Linked DNA regions of Homo sapiens: region 2 is linked to region 1. Evidence: read pairs that join two places in POLR2A ChIA-PET (ENCODE). Cell type or tissue: OCI-LY7. All regions are shown on one strand. Region 1 has its middle 50 kb from the start of GRID1. Region 2 overlaps GRID1 (glutamate ionotropic receptor delta type subunit 1).

The links. ChIA-PET counts read pairs that join two places held together with the same protein. Peaks named below come from ENCODE experiments on the same cell type or tissue, not always from the same donor. Only the 100,000 strongest peaks of a DNase experiment are listed, where the experiment ranks them.
Region 2: POLR2A ChIA-PET joins it to region 1 with 11 read pairs; 4 of 35 experiments call an interaction of 5 or more read pairs at or near these places.

Annotation. Positions count from the first base shown.
Region 1 is chr10:86,416,039-86,418,538 of GRCh38, forward strand. No RefSeq gene overlaps it. Among named protein-coding and RNA genes, the nearest start is that of GRID1, 50 kb to the left of the region's middle. In OCI-LY7, no CTCF peak of the experiment used is centred here; no DNase peak of the experiment used is centred here; H3K27ac peaks cover 1,943 bases.
Region 2 is chr10:86,354,354-86,356,853 of GRCh38, forward strand. The region is part of intron 2 of GRID1 (glutamate ionotropic receptor delta type subunit 1); the gene reads right to left. Among named protein-coding and RNA genes, the nearest start is that of GRID1, 11 kb to the right of the region's middle. In OCI-LY7, no CTCF peak of the experiment used is centred here; a DNase peak (open chromatin) is centred at 1,338.

The sequences.
Region 1 (2,500 bases):
GGTCATGCCCTCCCAATCTCAACAGTTGAGTCCAGGAAAAAACTCCTCAAATAAAACCCCAAAAGCCACATACCTTAGGATTTGTGCTGATTTTTCATTTCATATTGCAATTGTCCTCCCCAAAATCACCTTAAATTTTTTTTTAAGCACTTTCTTTCTGTTGGTATCAATAGCATTGTTACTTAGAAGGGGTCGGCAGAGGGTGCTGAATATTGAGTCATATCTGTTGCCTACTCTGTTGCCCAGGCTGTTGCCCTCACTCTGTTGCCCAGGCTGGAGTGCAGTGGCATGATCTCGGCTCACTGCAACCTCCGCCTCCCAGGTTCAAGCGATTCTCCCGCCTCAGCCTCCTGAGTAGCTGGGATTATAGGCGTGCACCACCATGCCCGCTAATTTTTGTATTTTAGTAGAGATGGGGTTTCACCATATTGGTTAGGCTGGTCTGGAACTCCTGACCTCAGGAACTCCAACCTCTGCCTCCCGGGTGATCCACCCACCTCAGTCTCCCAAAGTGCTGGGATTACAGGTGTGAGCCACCGCGCCCGGGCTTTTTAGTACATTCAAAGGCTTGTGACTAGGAAAGTAAAAAGCTCAGTCTCACTGGAAAGTGATAACTTCATTTCAGTACATCCCCATTTCAGAGCTCAACTCTCCAGTTTTGCAAATCAGAAATTCCTCGGGGTGGTTGTGAGAAAAACCCGCAGTAAAAATTCTGTTGTTTTCTATTCTCAGAGAAGTTTAGGTTTTCAATCAGGCGATCAGTTAGTGTTACTGGACAGCTAAAGGGATCATTTTCAAAGCACACCAATCTTCTTTACAGGTGGGCTTAGACTGTCTCACCTGCTGCTTCCTAAGTCTTGATTGTTAATCAGCGGACAATGGCTACATTCTCACAACATCTTTGCGCGGTTTGAGTTACTCCCCTGTTCCAGGTGTCTTTAAACACTTTAAATACCCTGAACAGACTAATTTGGATATTGACTGTTTTCACTATTAGCCACTCTTTTCTAAGATCATTTTATTATTTATGTATTTATTTAATTATTTTTGAAATGGAGTCTTGCTCTGTCACCCAGGCTGGAGTGCAGTGGCACAATCTCAGCTCATTGCAACCTCTGCCTCCTGGGTTCAAGCGATTCTCCTGCCTCAGCCTCCTGAGTAGCTGGGATTACAGGCACGTGCCACCATGCCCATCTACTTTTTTGTATTTTTAGTAGAGATGGGGTTCACCATGTTGGCCAGGCTGGTCTGGAACTCCTGACCTCAGGTGATCCGCCCACCTCAGCCTCCCAAAGTGCTGGGATTACAGGTGTGAGCCACCATGCCCAGCCATGTATTTACTTATTTTTGAGACAGTCTTGCTCTGTTGCCCATCCTGCAATGCAGTGGCACAATCTTGGCTCACTGCAGTCTCTACCTCCTGGGCTCAAGAGATCCTCACACCACAGCCCCTCAAGTAGCTGAGACTACAGGAGCACCACCATGCCTAGCTAATTTTTTTTAATTTTATTTTTAGTAGAGACAAGGTCTTGCTATGTTGCCCAGGCTGGTCTCGATCTCCTGAGTTCAAGCGATCCTCCTGCCTCAGCCTCCCAAAGTGCTGAGATTACAGGCATGAGCCACTGTGACTGGCTGAGGATTGTTTTAGAGAATCAAGACGTTCAGTAAACAGATCCAAGAACCATTCTTAATTTTGCTCATATTCCTAAAGAATGAAGGAGTGGGCTCATTTTAGCATTAACTCATTTGCATGATGCTTGTTGAAATATACATTACCTGTAAACCACACAGGAACTGTTAGCTATAGATAACATGGTTATTATATCCACTGCCTCTGGCAATAAAGAATACTAATCTGCTTCACAGAGGTCAGGTTTCCACTGAGCTATCAGGACTATTCTAACTAACCTAAGTGTGGATTTCTAGCTGCTCTTGAACGTAAGCAGGTCATCATTTAGATATGACTCAATATTCAGCACCCTCTGCTGACCCCTTCTAAATAACAATGCTAGTGATACCAACTTTTTGTCTGTTCATTTGTTTTCCTGCCTTTTTCAACTTATTTTTAATACACAGGAAATGAATAGGTATATTCTCATTTAAAAGAAGTCCAGGCTGGGTGTGGTGGCTCACACCTGTAATCCCAGCACTTTGGGAGGCCAAGGTGGGAGGATCACTTGAGCTCAGGAATTCAAGACCAGTCTGGGCAACAGAGTGAGACCCTGTCTCTACAAAAATAAAAAAAAATTAGCTGGGCGTAGTGGTGCATATGCCTGTAGTTCCAGGTGCATGCCTATACTTCCTATAGGTGGGAGAATCACCTGAGTCCAGGAGTTCTAGGCTGCAGTGAGCTATGATAGCACCACTGCACTCCAGCCTGGGCAACACAGTGAGACCCTGTCTCCACAAAAAAAAAAGAAGAAAAGAAGAAAAAAAGAAAGAAGAAAAAGAAGAAAGAAAGAAAGAGAGAGAGAAAGAAAGGAGGGAAGGACGGAGGGGA
Region 2 (2,500 bases), 62 kb before region 1:
AGGATGGAAAACATGGTGGCCGGGACACAACAAGAACGAATGCCTGCTGAGCATACTATGTGCCGGCACCCACGCCCTCAATGGGAGAATGAGCCCCAAGGCGCTAAGCACCCCTCTCTCGGGCGCCATGGTGGACTGTTGCTCACCACAGCCTCCCTCCTGCTGGCCATACGTCCTCTCTAGATCCACCACCACAACCCCAAGGCAGGCCCATTTCACAGATGTTGAGACTGAGGGTCAGAGAGGGAATGCGATCTGTTCAAGACCACACAGATAATCAATCAGATTTGGGAACTGAACCCACACCTTTCCACCTGACCCCTTTCCACCAAATAGAGCAAGGTAGGCCTGCCCTATGGCCAGGTCCCGGGGAGGCAGGGGCAGGCCAGTGGGATTCTGGCCACTCTATGCACTCAGAGCAGACAAGGCCACAGTAAGATGGAAATACCGTGCCGTGACAGGCCACAGGTTCCCAGAGCCCCAGCCTATACAGATGGCTCCGAGCAGCCTCCATATGAGCCATGTCGTCAACACTAACCTCCTTCCCTGCTCTCTTGAGACACCCAGAATGGCTGGGGCTCAACTCCAAGCTGCACATCTCCCCCGCCCTAAGTGGGGCCAAGGCTGTGGGAACCTGCTCACACTGCCCAGCCCAGAACAGGAAGTGAGAGGAGGACAAGTCTCCACCACAGACCACTCAGGCTAGTAAGATCACAGCGACCTCCACCTCTTCACCCAGCCACTGCCCTGTGCTCACCCTGGGCTGGGCTATTCTAGTGCATTTCCTCAACTGATCCTCTCAGCTGTCCTCTATTCCATTTTACAGTCAGGGAAACCGAGGTTGCCCACCCAGAGTCAGAAAGCAGAGCAGGGGTGGGAGCCCCAGTCTGTGTGAGACAGCCACCACACTCCCGCCTCTTCAGCTCCTGGACACCCCACGGATGCTCCAGTGGAGGCATGGGGAAGGGCCAGGCTGAGCACAGTGGGGGACCAGGGTGGGCCAGGTGGAGATGCAGTCTCAGAGCCCAGCTGCCTCATCTAGGGTCTGTTGAGGGATGAGTGTGAGGGAAAACTGGAAAGATGGGGCCATCAGGGCCACATGTCCCACACCTGGGTGGAGGAGAAGGGGCAGCCTGGGCTCAGGACCACCCTAGTCCCCCAGCTAACACCCCCCACCTCACCCACTGGTAACCTACACTGCCTACAGCTTGGACCTAGAAACGGAAGGGGCATCTCATACCCTCCAGACCACTCTGCCCACACCTCAGGCCCAGAAAGGGGAACTCTGGGTTCTCCTTTCTTCAACCGTGGCCATCTGCCAGGAAACTGGCTGTTTACAGGCTGGGAGGAAGGGCTCAGAGAGTCTAGCTGAGTTGTTGGACACAGACCCAGCTGTCTTCCTGGGCCCAGTGCCTGTCAGAGAGGGCAGCACCCCAGAGAAAGGGGCTGTCACAGGCCAGCAATGGCAGAGAGATGCGTGGTCTCTGCCCCAGCCCACTGCCATTAGCAGGAGAGGGCTGCCACTTCGTGGGGCAGCAGGGGCAAGACGTGGGAGTCTATATGAGGGACAGGGCCACAGGGCTGAAGCCGTGGAAAGTGCAGACTTGCCAAAGTCCAGCTACGGGGACAGGGGGAGGTCATGGGTGCTGGTCCTGTCGGTGGCTGGGCAGAGAACCCAATCTTTACCTCATGACTAGCTCAATGGTCCTGAGAGCTGGGCTTGTCCAGGCACTAGTTTACAGAGCACAAGATTGGCAGACATGGAGAAAAGCAGAGGTGCAACCCCAGCCTAGGCTGGGGACCCAGGCTTCCTAACTTCCCAGCACATGGAAGGGCTGCCCAGAGGTCTGCAGAGGAGGGACAAGTCGCTGAGTACACAGTGGGGTATCAATGGGAGCCACAGATTCTGCCCAACTAGCATCCCGTACCCAAAACTGTTTTTTGCTTTTTGTTTGTTGCTGTTATTTTAATGAAACGCCAAGGAAATAGGAGGGCTGTTTAGCCATGAATGGTAAAGAGGCAATTCTGTTGCTCACCAGTTGTTTCCAGTTCTCTCTGCTTCCAGGCACATAGTAGGGCTGTGCTTCCTGGATCCCTTGTGACTGGCTGTGGCCACATGGCTGGTTGTGGCCAACGAGTCATAAGCAGAAGTGATGTGAGCACATCCAGGCTGAGCCCCCCAGAGCTCTCTTTCCCTCTGGCACAGCAACTGGCAACAACCAAGTGAAGTGACCATGAGGGACCAAGCTCCCCACTGACCGGCAATGGACACACAGCAGGAGGAGGAAATACTGTGTCATGAAAGCTGCTGGGAGTTTTGGATTGTTTGTTACTGCAGCATAACTTAGTCTCCCCTGACTCATACAACGGGAAACACAGAACAAAACCAAAGGGTGGAGACCCACAGGCACAGCCATGGGTAACCAAGTGTAAAAAGAATCACATCCAGGGATGGAATGGGTTAGAAATTATCTGGGAAGAGGCAGGGCAGAAGGGATGC